Regions from separate parts of the Mus musculus genome. Here region 2 is linked to region 1. Evidence: chromatin contacts called from ENCODE Hi-C or POLR2A ChIA-PET data. All regions are on one chromosome and are shown on one strand. Each heading gives the region's core, a stretch centred on a gene start or an enhancer-like site at or near the end of the contact. The rest is flanking DNA. Distances are from core to core; before and after follow the strand shown. Region 1 has its middle 44 kb from the start of Tsc22d2. Region 2 holds the start of Tsc22d2 (TSC22 domain family, member 2).

Region 1 (6,292 bases), core at 586-3,085:
TCTGGACTAGACCTTCGTGAAGGACCACCACGGTCCTGTGATGTGGATGAGGACTATGTGTGGGTCAGTGGTCCTGATGGGGCCAGGGACCAGGGGCCAGGGGCCAGGTGGTGGCCTGTCTCACATCTAATGCTCTGTGGCTATCTGGTCTGTGCCATGCCCTGGGGCCGTGCTTGGTGTGTGCTACCCACCTGAAGCTGTGGTGCTGTCTGGGGCCAAGTCTGGCTCCAGGGACCTGCTGCAGACTGAAGCCATGTTGATATACACCGTCTAGGCTGCCTCCAAGAACTTTGCCTAGGGCCATGGTCCTACTGTACCAGGGCCCGTATTCATGGTCGGTGCTGTTGCCAGAAACCATGGGGAAAAGTCCTTAGTCCAAGCTCCAGGTGACTATAAAGAGCAGGAAAGCTACTTTGTGATGTCGATAACTGCTGATGCCCAACTGAGAAAGAGGGACTTGGAAGGCTTCTGTAATAATCCCTCCCGATGTCTCGATGTAGCAGCCTAATTAGGAACCATCGAAAGAGAACTCTTAAAAATTCACAACTGATGGCTTCTGGAGGAGGGCACAGATGAGAAACTCAATTTTCTTTAGGGGGCAGGCCACTGGGAGTTTAACTATGCTCCAGTTAGTATATGAGCCATACAAATTGGACTTGTTGTTGTTGGAGGAGGAGAAAAGGAGGAAGAGGGCATGGAAGGACTGGGAAGTGAGAGCAATCAGGGTGTACAAAGTGAAATTCTTAAGGAATCAATAAAAACACTATTTTGAAAACAATTATTGACTCCCAACAGAAATGCATTTCCTCTGTCACATTGCTCTAAACGTTTCTAAGGCTTTGCTCTCAGTTAGTCTTCATAGTTTATAAATTCTTCGGTCATCTGCTGGACTAAGCTTTGAGTAGCCTGCTCTAGGATAATCTGCCTTGATAAACCCCTCTGCTCCTTCCAGCTCACATTCGCAGCTTCTGCTAAGTGCCTGCTTTTGAGTCAGTCACCCTATTACTTTACGCTGTGGACTCCTTCGGGGGCATGTGTGGGAGTCTTTTTAGTCTTTCAGTGCCCAGCACCTACCACAATGCCAGGTAAGGATTTATGTTGTATTAAGTTTTAGGAGGGAAGGATGGTGAAGAGTTTCCTTCCTTTTGTGCTTTTCAGGGTTGGTTAGTTAAACACACACACACACACACACACACACACACACACACATCAGAAATGAGAAAAATGTAAGCATTGTTTTAACAACTGATACTGTAGAACAAGTTGATACCTACCTCCTGTGGCCAGTGACAGAGGTCAGTTTGTGTGAGCAAAAGAAACGAGGCTTGGCAGCTCCTGCTCTCACGGAGCAGGGCACAGGCTCCTCCTCTTCCCACTGTCTTTCGACTGGTAAGATCGTCAAGAGTTTAAAATGACTAATTTTAAGAGACGGGCAAAGTAATTTTGTATAAATGTTCTGTTGAAAATTAAGGCTAGAAAGTGCTGTCTTTCCTACAGCTGTTCCTTTCTAAGGCCTGGTGTTCCTGGAATGTTCAATGGTCACCTCGATGGCATGATTCAGACACTGCAGTAACTGAATATGATCATTTAGAGCATAAGGCACGGGCCCTGACTTTTCTGTTCTGACAGTGGTGCTGTTTGCACAGTTGGTTAATCACAGCTCGAAAGTGACTTATCGGTGATGTGTAATATGACTAAGTGAGCGGCTAAGCAGTTTCATTGTGATCCTGCAGTCACTGGAATTCCTGTCACCTTTCCAACAGTTAAGTCATTTTGCATAACAGCAGGGTGACATCACTGAGTTGCCAGATTATTGGCTGAAGACAAGAGGGAGGGTGGGGGTGAGAATGCTTCCTGGGCTGTAAAGCTTTCCCAGACCTAAATGAGTGGCTTATGCTGTTTCTGCAGTACACTCTGGAGCTTCGGAGTGTCCTACTGCCCAGGCTGAAGCCCAGGAGGGGAGTGAGCAATGTGTCTAACTGTAAAAGTCTCTTCCCTCCACAGGGCTGGCCCTTAAGATGAAGGGCCAGAGAAAGGAGACAATGACAATGTTGTTGTCTCTCTCTGGAAGGACTGATTTATAAGACGCAGTTCACTGTCTGCTTTACACGTCCACACTGAAGAAACAGTCAGCTGGGGCCCAGTTGCAAACCGCTTATGGCTGAAAGCCTGACTTATTTCCAGGGGAAATGGTAGTCTAGATTAGTCATCAGAGAACACTCAAACTTCCAATTTATTTAACTGCTTAAAATCTCATGCTCTAAAACTACTGATAGAAATGCCCCCTAAACTAGAGATAGGAGGGCAACTTATGATGATAATGTCCAATAATCATTATTTACTGTGTGCCAGTGTTGTAAGGAATGAGCATATACCAGTGGGTTTAGTCCAACAAAACAGCCACTACTGATGTCTCTAAGCTACTGAGAAGGGAATGGAGATGCTAAGATCTCACAATCAAGGAAGACTGAGGGCAGAGAGCTCAGTAGCAGCTCACCAGTCTTAGCTGTTGCCTCCCGTTGCCTTATTGTGATAACGACAATTCCACTTACTGCTCCTCCGTCCACTGAATGCTTGTAATGTAACCAGCTCTGAACAAGAGCCATGCCATCCCTTCATTAACCCTGCCCGTGAAATGATCCTTATCATCCCTGTATGGGAGATCGGGAACCTGGGATGGGAAAGTTCTGCCACACAGAGGCAGATGTCGAGGTGTGGTGCCATCCCTGCCTGGCTCTACATTCCATGCATTTAACACAGTGCTGTACTGTTTCAATAGCTGCTGTTTGTTGAGCAACAACTAACGTGTGAACCAGATCGTAGGTATTACTGGCTAGGTTTATAGGTTTATAGGGGCAGAAAACTAAAGTTGTAAGGGGTCAGGCAGTTTGTCAACTTCTGAGTGGCAAAGTCATACCCTCCCTCCTCTTCACCTCCCTCGGATCTAGAGCTGTACTGCAGGTCTCATGCCACAGGACAATAGGGAAGTCGAGGGAAGGGATGGTTTCTCAAGGGACTCTGAGATAGTCTGAAGATCTCTCAAGGAGTGGAGGCTGGTAAGAAATGGCCTAGAAACCACCTAGGGTGGTGCTCTGACTAAGAATGTAAATCTAGATGCCCCGAAGCTCCTTCTCTATTTGATGAGTCTGTGATCTGCTGGGTATGGGCAGACACCTCTCTCACTTCAATTCTTTTTCTTTTCTTACTGGACTCAGCATTTTGAAACAGCACTGCCTCATTCTTCATTTAGCCCAGAGCTTAGAGTCCCCTCAGTTCTCTTGCCTTGTAAGGGTTTTCTCCCTGCCCCTAGCGCAGCTCTTGCTCCGTAGCACATATTCAGTTCTCTGGAATGCAGCCACACATAAGCATGACACATATTTTCAGGAGGCTCTAGAAATGCATCTGGTAAGTGGATTTAATTTTGTTAAAGGGGAAAACATATAGGCACTAGGCTATGTAACCTACTAGTTTCATGGAAGGCACCCCTGCCTTTAAAATGCAACAGTTTACAAACACTGAAACCAATAATAAGCACAAGGCAAGCACACGAAGAAACCAACAGGTTGAATACTTCAGAAACATTTCAGAGTTTTCAAAAAGCAAGAGCCTGGGGTAAGTTGAAACTCTTACTCTATTAAACAAAAATTAAACACTACCCTTTAATAATTTAAAGAACATTTATTTTGGAGAAGAAGAGAGTGAAAGTTATGTATGACATATCTTAGTCAATACCATACAGTGAAAAGACTGTAAGATATGGCTGTTCAAACAGGGAAGCAAGTCCTCTATAGGGAACCTTCTGGAAGGAGGAAAGACTTGGCTAGAACTAGAAAGACTGGTGGAATTTTAAGGGTTGACATAGAGGTTAGAGAAAGGACAGTCCACACAGGGAACTAGCATGTGATTAAGAGATAAGACCATGTAGTCATGAATCTTGCTCCAGGGAACACAGTTCTTATGAAATATGAGACTCTTCTATAAAAATCCACAGGGATAATCAAGGATTTGTATTACTTTTAATATGAGAGAATAGAATGTAGAGGAAAAGTATAAGTCTCAGAATTAAAAAGGGGGACGTCACAATTACTGCTCTACTACCAGCCGGCATGCGTGGGTTCATGAATGGCCCTTTAACAGAGGTACACTCACCCATGTGGATCAACCAATGGCTCTGGATGCAAAGCTAAAGCTCATCTGAAGCTCACTGTCCCAACTCAGTGGGCAGGAAGCCACGGATGTCATCTGGTCTTCCCAACTCTAAGTTTATATTCCTGAATGAAGAAAAGATTCAAAGTGGACGAGTTTACTCACACTGTTTGTGATCCTAATCAGTGTCTAGAGAGATTTTTATAGCCAAGACCTCCTTAAGATAAATGAGTCCTCTTTGTTTTTTTGATCATTAAGTGCTTTGGGATGTGGTCTGAAGAAGTTCACTTCATTTATTCAGACATTGAGGGAGTTCCTAGGGTGTGGTAGTCTGTCTTCAACTTAGACCCGGATGATCTGTGTTTCCTGCTGTGCCTGTCCTGTGTACTAACCAAATATGGTAAACATAACTGCATGTCATTTCATAGATATGTTTTAACTGACGCTGGGGCTCATTTTGGAAGAAGAACCAAGGTCTGCTAACAGTTGGAGTGGAAGGGAAGGTTTCGATCAACAGTTATATGAGTTAGATGTCTTGGAAGGAGAAGCAACAGCCCCAAACATGCCTCTTTGTGACTGTAGTCCTGGTTCTTCCCTCCACTGACCTTTGTCAGGACTGCTGACTAACTCTAGGTCCTTCTGCACAGGAGGCCAGTGCTACAGCCTTTAGCACTTGACATTTTGACTTGCACTTAGGAAAGACCCTGAGTCACAACTCAGCTAAGGTGCATTCATGACACTAAGAAATGGTGCATAAAAATAAAGTCACGTTGCTTTAGGCTACTAATAGTTAGGTATTTTATTTTCTAGAAATTAATGATAGACTCATCGTTTGTTAGTTCTTGTGTCAAGAACTCAGAATTAGGTTTTGCTCCCTAGAAACTAACAGTACAAAGGAGAGCAAAGATATAAACAAATACCCCAAATGGAGATGTGGCTGCACCTAATTATAGCACACTACAACAGGGATTTTCTGTGTAGAAAAAAAATCTCTGTTCTAGGGAGCTGAAAGTGTAGCGATGAGTTCTACTTGGAGAGAGTGGAGATCTGAGAAAAGCTTTACAAACAGATGTCTAGAGATCAGTGCCTGAGAAAGATCAAAACATCTCTAGGTAAAAGAGCATATTCTAAGGCCTACAGGTAAGAGTCACCGAGTGACTGAAGATGTTCTCATTTCCATGCAGATGCCGTCAGGGATTCATGTAAGGATTTCCTGTCAGGAAGGATAAATTTAGCCTAACAGGTAAAATGACACAGGTAACTTTTAGGTATGAGCTCAACAGTCAGATAGACATTAAAGAGCAGGTATATGCTATGTTACAAGTGTGTGTTCACTCAGAGAACCTGGTACAGCCATTGGGAAGAGATGGAGGCCACAGACAAAACTGCTGTACTTCTGTTCAGTAGCTTTCTGTGTTAGAGACATGTGAGCTTTAGAAACTGTCTCTATCACTTATTAATACTTTCATTCTCTAAGTTTCCATTTAAAAATAATTTAGATGTATCAACAATTACAAAAGAAAGCCTCAGGGATATAGCCCAGAAGAAGAACACTGGGCCTTATGGGCTAAACAAAAGCCAAAGAAATTTTGCAAAAATAATATGAGGAATTTCTATATATTCTTCACACAGTTTCCTCTCATGTTAACATTTTATGTAAATGCAGTGCAGTTTTAACAATTAGAACATTAATGTTGGCAAACTTAAACTAATTTTCTGACCTTATTCAAATTCACCAGTCATTTGATTGATGCCATTTTTCTGGTCTCTCCTTGGTTTTGCTTATCATATTGCCTTAGTCTTTCTTTCTTTCTTTCTTTCTTTCTTTCTTTCTTTCTTTCTTTCTTTCTTTCTTTCTTTCTTTCTTCCTTCCTTCCTTCCTTCCTTCCTTCCTTCCTTCCTTCCTTCCTTCCTTCCTTCCTTCCTTCCTTTCTTTCTTTCTTTCTTTCTTCCTTTCTTTCTTCCTAGATTTATTTATGTATGTATGTACAATGTTGCTGTCTTCAGATACACCAGGAGAGGGCATTAGACCCCATTACAGATGGTTGTGAGTTGCCATGTGGTTGCTAGGAATTGAACTCCGTATCTCTGAAAAAGTAGTCAGTACTCTTAACCTCTGAGCCATCTCTCCAGCCACCTTAGTTTT
Region 2 (6,698 bases), core at 3,732-6,231, 42 kb before region 1:
TTAAAACAAACAAGTAAACAAAACCAAACCCTATTTCTAATTAATGGATCATTCCTTCACCAGGTGTGTTGGTCTAGTGACAAAACATCAAGTGTGTTAAGATTACATCTTGGAAACTAGCATATTAAAAAACGGAAAAACCGATAAATATGCAATGCAGAATTTAAGACTGGGGTAAAGTGGCACATTTAAAATGGGGCTACCACAATCAAACCCTTGAAAAGGACCAACTGATGCAAGAACAATGACATAGCACTATCTGGAGTGAAAACATTCATATTTGGAAGTAAGATTTCTGAGATTACTAACTTTCTCTACAGTAAGGAAAAATGTATGCATCTGTAGAAATATTCAACAGGAATATGTTTCAGAGTTTCCATTTGCCAACAGATTTCTGTTTCAATAATATATAATTATACTTTTAAGTTCTGAAGACTGTAACTGTAGACGTTGTAAACTGTAAAGTGTGTGAAGAGGAAAGATGTACTTTCCATTCACAGTCATAGGTTTTATGTGTAAAAGAAGAGATTGGGGAAAAGTCATAATTGAAGAGAGACAGGACAGTGTATAGATCAAAGAGGGTAAGTGAAAGATAACTTACTTAGAAAATAGAGGTTGCTGCTAGCTAGAAAAGATAAGGTGCTATTGACCACCATCAAAGGTGAAAGGTAAACTCCACCTTCCTGTTATATGTGGCCCTACCCTTGAAAATAGGAGCAACTAGAGAACAGAGGGGGTTTTGTTGTTGTTGTTTTGAGTTGCTCATGAAGTCAGTTTTCTTTCTTTCTTTTTTTTTTTAATCCCACTAAATGTTTCAGTGACCGGCTGGCCGACTAGCACACTTAAGAACACTGAGTTCTCAAGTGCAACAGATTTCCCACAACTTGACTACAAAAATCATGAATTCTGAATCACAAAAAACAGTGATGAATGAATTCCAGTCAGCATTTTTAAACTAGCAGAAATATATATATAAAATAAAACAAGGATAACTGGAAGTCAAAAGTTAAGGCTGTGTGAGTCTAAAATGCTGAAGAGAAGCTTTATTATTTCATGGTAGTCTTCTACATAACTAACGATTCTAGATCATACCAAATTCTGACCCTTTTAGCTCCTAAAATTAACCTCTCTCAAAAACATACAATGTAAGAAGATACCCAACTCTTTCCCTGTAATTTTTAATGTAGTGTTAAACTGCAATTAAGTTTTTAACAAGGTTGGAATTATGTAATGTCAAAGGTCTATGTGACAGCTCCTAAAGAACAAACCAAAAAACCCCCTACAATTCCTAAGTAGGCCACAACCAAACACCACCACTATTGAATAGTGTAGTAATACACTAATTTTTACCTAAACTATTAAAAAAGCAATCCTTACACTCTAGGTAGAGGGAGTTGGTTACAGACATTTCAAAACTCTAGTTTTTACTACTGTTTAAGCATTCCACACCTCCCTTTCCTACACTAAAGACTGATAGGAGAACATCCATTTTCCCAGTACTTTTTCTTTGCTTTTTTTCCTCTTTTGCTTAAACAAAAATATTATCTTTGAAAAGTTACTGGGAATTCTCACGACCCCCTTCTATAGACTCACTTAGGGATAGTCAAAGCTAGACTTCACATTTTATCATTCTCTCCAGTCTTCCAAATTCACTGATGGAGACTGCTTCTATTCCATCACTTCCCTGCCCCCAGGAAAAGGCTTTCTGGTTTTCAGTCTTACCAACTCAGGCAAAACTCTACCATAAACATTAAAAAGTAATTTACTACCTTAGAAAGGGACCCTCTTTCTTACTGAAGGGGGGGGGGGCAATACCAGCTCTCATCTTCAAACTATTAAGCTGAAATACATCAATCATGTTGAATCACTATCCATTTAATTGCTTAAAAAGAAAACAAAAACAAAACAACAACAACAAAAATCCCGTGACTTTTGTCTCCTTACTTCAAAACTTTGAATTGATTTTTACCAAATTTAAGTTTTAAAAATAAAGACCCTAAGTGGAAACAAACTCCCCAAACTGCATCTTAAGATATTTGGGGCAAGCAACTCTATCAGATATTCAAAATTTAAAAAAATGTACATACCTGTCTTCATCACCATCAACAGGAATAGCTATGCTGAATACAGAGGTGGCCAGACTGTTCATAGGTGTTAACTGAAGAGGGTTTGTCAGGGCATCTGCAACTGGAGGCTTCACAACAGGCTTACTTTCAGCAATGAGAGAAAGTGGTGCTTGAGGTAGGGGTTCTGATTTTCTTCTAGTATCGTCAACTTGCCCGACTAAAGGCTGGGTCTGAGTCTGAAACTGGCTTAGGTCAGACTGTGGTAGACTTGTTGGTGCACTGTGTGTGCCTTGAGCTAAGGGTGAACCAACTTGCTGGATGACGCTGCTGCTCCGGCTGACTGGCGTATGGCTGCTCAGCTGCTGAGACTGGCCCAGAGGCGCGGGTACATTTGGCATAGTAACAGAAGTGGTGGGCACACTAGGCACGCTTGGAACGGGTACCGCTGCAGGCACGTTTGGAACTCCGGGCACCACGGTGTGAGGACCACCAGGCACGGCTGGCAGCTGACCACTGCCACCCATCTGCTGCGGAGGCTGCACGGGCTGGGGCTGCCCAACCCCAGTAAGCCCGGAGCCTGGCTGCACCACGCCTCCTAGAGCAGCTGGGGCCACTCCGGCCGGCTGACAAGGAGCGGCCTGGCCTACAGGAACCGGACCCGGGGCCACAGCTTCACTGGGCTGGGCGGAGGCGCCCATCATCTGGGCACCCAAGGAGGAGACGCTCTGGCCAGACCCCAGAGGAAAGCTGGCCGCGGAAGCAGAGGTGGCGCTAGCGCTGGTAGACAAGGGCTGCGCAGGGCTTGGCGGCTGCAGGGCCACGTGCGGCGGCAGGTACTCACTCTGGCCGGATGGCTGCATCGGCAACAAATGCCCGGGTGGTATCTGAGGCTGGGGATAGGCGAACTGCTGTGACAACGAGGAGCCGCCGGCCGGGCCGGGCTGAGCTGCCAGGGCCACAGGCTGCGCCAGGTTGACATTCGGCGGCGGCGGCAGCCCCTGACCGACAGGCCCGGGGAGGGCGCCTCCGGCCACGGCTCCCTGGAGCTGGGTTGGCTGAACGGCTGCTGTCATTGGCTGCGGCCCGGTCGCCGCTCCCGGGAACGGCGGCAGCGACGCCGAACTTGGAGCCACAGCCCCACCTACGGGCGGTGGAGGCTGCGGCTGCCCGACGCTGAAACTCTGCGGCTGGGCGAGAGTGGGCTGGCTCATTTTCTCCGACGGGGGTAGCTGTGACACAGCAGTCAAGGAGCTGTCAGTTCCCGAGTCCAGCCCGTGCGCCCCCTGCATGGAGGCCACCACCACCACCACCGACCCTCCGGTGGCTCCCAGGCCGCTGTCCCGCTCCGCAGTCTGCTCCAAAGTATTGCTGTGTCTAATGCAATCCCCGGACCTGGTGAGGACGCTGCTATCCGAATCCCGCTCGTAGTATTCCATACACGTCCATCGGCCGCGCCGGTACGGCTCCCCGCTCCCGTGGTCTAGTTTGATCACGCGGAAACGCGAACTACAAGTGGCAGGGGGCTGAGATGGAGTTGCACTACTCGGCCCAGGAGTGGACACCGAAGCGGCGGCCGCCGCCAGGGTCTGGGCGAGTGCCCCCGCCACGCTCCGGGCCGACACGCCACCGCCGCCTCCGTTGGCGGGCGCAGCTGAAGCGGCTGCCAGCTGCCCATCCAGGATGAGGTTCGGGGACACGGTCCCGGGAGTTTCCGCATCCCCGACATTGTTGAGCGTCTCTTCCGAGGAGCTACGCTCGCACACCTCCTCCGGGCCGTAATCCGTGGCCCGGGAAACGTCGAAGATCTCGGAGGACACGTCCTCCGTGCGCGACTCGTCCGGGTCGTCCAGGCTCTCGGTGTCCTCGGTGATGCTGGTGGCCACCTGAGCCGTGGTGACACTGGTGATCTGGAAGCAGCTCTTCTTCTTGGCCGGCATCTTGGACATGGTGGAAGAGGCTGGAGGGCAGAGGCTCCTCTGGGACCCCACCGGAAACCGAGAAGGGCCGAGCACGGGCCCCCAAAGACAAAGTCCGAGTTCGCGCCTGGGTCTACGGCCCACGCCGCCAAGTCACGGGCTGCTCTGGGCGCCGGCGTCTCGGCGCGACATCCTCCTCCTCCCTCCTCACCTCCCGCGGCAGGGGTGCCTCAATTCAACTCCTCAGCGACGGCCCGAGCGTGGTCCAGGGGCGGGCCGGCTGCTCCAACAGCTCAGCCTCCGCGGTCAGTCCAGCCCGGCGCTCGGCGCGGTCAGCAGGCCCGGCTGGGGGTGGAGCGCAGGGCGCAGGAGGCGGCGGCGGCGGCGTGAGGGGCGGTTCTGCCCCGCTCGGGCTCTCCTGGCCGGGTCCCGCGGCTGCTCCCGCGCGGCGACGCGGAGGAAGAAGGCGGAGCGGCGAGGCCGGGACCGGCGCTTCCTGACGGACGGGGCTGGAGGTCCGCGGCGGGAGGCAGCCCTCCGTCCCGGGCTCTAGCCCGAGCGCAGTCCGGGGGCCATGCCGGCGGTGGCGGCGGAAGCCCGCTCGGGGGCGGGGAAGGCCGGCAGTCTGGCCTCCCTCAGGGAGCCACCCGCGGCGGCGGCGGGCCCGGCCTCCTCGCGGCTCTGAGGCGCGTGAGGGGCGGCGGCGGCGGCTGAAGGAACGGCAAGCGAGCGGAGGTGCTCGGCGGCGTGAGGGGAACCGGTGGCGGCGCCTTCCGCTTCTCCGCGGCGCGGCCGGCTCGGAGACTCCGGAGGGAAAAAACAAAACAAAACAAAACAGAAATTCAAACTGCTGAAGCAGCGGCTGCAGCTCCCTCCACTCGGCCAAGATGGGGCTGAAATGGCCGCGCCAGGGATGCTGGGAGGAGCAGCAGCCCCGCAGCCGCTGCCGCCGCAGACTAAAATGCCGCCGCTGCCGCAGCCACCGCCAGCGCCGCAGCCGCCGCCGTTCCGTGACGCGCCGGCGTCGTGACGTCACCGCCCCGCCCCCTCCGGTTTCCTGCGGCTTCGCGTGGAGGCTTGAGGGGGGTTCGTGGGCGGGGCCAAGGGGGTAGAGAAAAGGGAGCGGGTTCTTTTATTTAAAAAATTTTTAAATTTAAATTTCCACACTGCAGGTTCACTAGGAGAGGAAAAGCCAGAAGACGGTTTTAATTTGTAAGCCTGGGGCATCGCATGGTTTAGGGCCGGCGTGTGGCGATCCTGGATGACTGGAGGTCATGTGCTCGGTCTAATGTTTAGCATAGTCTTAGAGGAACCTGGGCGATAGGGGAAAAAAGTAGGGCGATCCAGCTGCCGAAGAGGTGCATAGCTGGAGAAAGCGAACCGGGTTAAAAGTCCTGAAAATATATGTTAACTAGGATAGTGGGAGAAGTGAGATTTAAGAGAAACGAGGGTGACTAACACAGAACATCAAGCCAGACTGAGTTAGAAAGATGATCTTTCAGACAGAAATTCTGTCTATAAAAAGCGGCGGCGACAGGGATGGTTACTTGCCCAAAGTAAAGTCGGTTTCGAAAAAGATTAGGAGTTAATAACATATTCCAAATTTTCACTTGTTGTGGTTCAAGGCTGGAAGAGTTCATTTAAACTTTCGAGACGTTGAACATGAAATCTGCTTATAGGTTCCAACGTTGAAAAGCCTACAGTGTTAAATAAGTGTAGCTCTTTTGATTGTTCTAAGGCTCCTGTTAGAGCCATGTTGTTCTTTGGTTTGCTTTGGATCATGCACAGTAAGAGAATACCTTTTTCTTCCACTACTAAGTCAGACAGCAGCTCTGAAAGTGCCACTGAATTTTTCCATCTTGTAGCTACTTCCCAATCAAAATCGAGTCTTGTTGTTATGAGACCTCTTGTAGCCCAGGCTACTTACTTAAACCAAAGTGGCCTTGAACTTGTAGTGAGCTTCCTGCCTCTGCCTCCCAAGTGCTGGCAAGTGTCTCCACATTGGGAGAGTGAGGATGTTATTTTAAACACCGACCACTCTTGAACTCTTGACACATGAAAACAACTCTAAGTTAGCTAAAATCTGAGAAGTTTTGCTGGAAATTAAGATGTCAGATTTGTTGCAGCTTTTAGAGATCATATCAGGCTGACTCGTTTAAAGTAGTTTACTCAGTTCTCTAATCTTTAAAGAACTCTTTGATCCAAAAACGGATTGAAAATTAAAATTTACACAACACTTTCTAGGTATTTAGCTGTAATGTATGGAGATAGATATTTTAAACTCAATAGAAACTGTCCTTCAAACCCAAGTGACAGAGGTCAGTATATAAACCAATACCTCACAGTAACATCCCTGCTTCTTGAGGGGGGCAGAAGAAAAAAGAAAATAAGTGTTACATGCTGGTGTTATTGTGGCCGAGATAGCTGAGGGAATGCTTCATTTCTAAATCTATAATTTCAGTAATTTCTCAAGACAGTACGTAGAAATAATTGGCTTGTTAATCCAATGTGAATTTATAAGAGATTATTTTAATGCTGATGTTAAAATTAATTATCAGTGGGTATTGTTGACCATAGGAGTTTCAGAAAAATAAAAACCACATGCTTGATCGTGACATTACATTATCTTATTAAATTTCCTTTTCTGATTATTAGGGTGGTATTCTTCAGCCACACGTTAAAGGGGGAAGAGTAATCTGTAAGTGTTCATTCTTTT

What was found. A loop is a pair of places that touch in the nucleus more often than their neighbours do. ChIA-PET counts read pairs that join two places held with the same protein, here RNA polymerase II (POLR2A).
Region 2: a loop to region 1 is called in a map of heart, with 7 times the contacts of the local background. The contact joins the promoter of Tsc22d2 here to the enhancer-like site in region 1. A Hi-C loop is called at or near these places in 8 of 37 maps with a recorded cell type or tissue (Patski, adrenal gland, gastrocnemius and 1 more). POLR2A ChIA-PET finds 5 or more read pairs at or near these places in 2 of 5 experiments (Patski and embryonic stem cell).

Annotation. Positions count from the first base shown.
Region 1 is chr3:58,368,059-58,374,350 of GRCm38, reverse strand. No RefSeq gene overlaps it. Among named protein-coding and RNA genes, the nearest start is that of Tsc22d2, 44 kb to the left of the region's middle. Within about 2 kb of position 1,835, at least 1 of the 3 ENCODE cell types and tissues checked has a DNase peak (open chromatin) inside an H3K27ac peak, as active enhancers do; it is heart, where a contact is called at or near this core.
Region 2 is chr3:58,413,003-58,419,700 of GRCm38, reverse strand. Tsc22d2 (TSC22 domain family, member 2) reads right to left here and starts at 4,981. Exons shown (of 4, transcript NM_001081229.2): 1 at 2,088-4,981. The coding sequence starts at 4,012.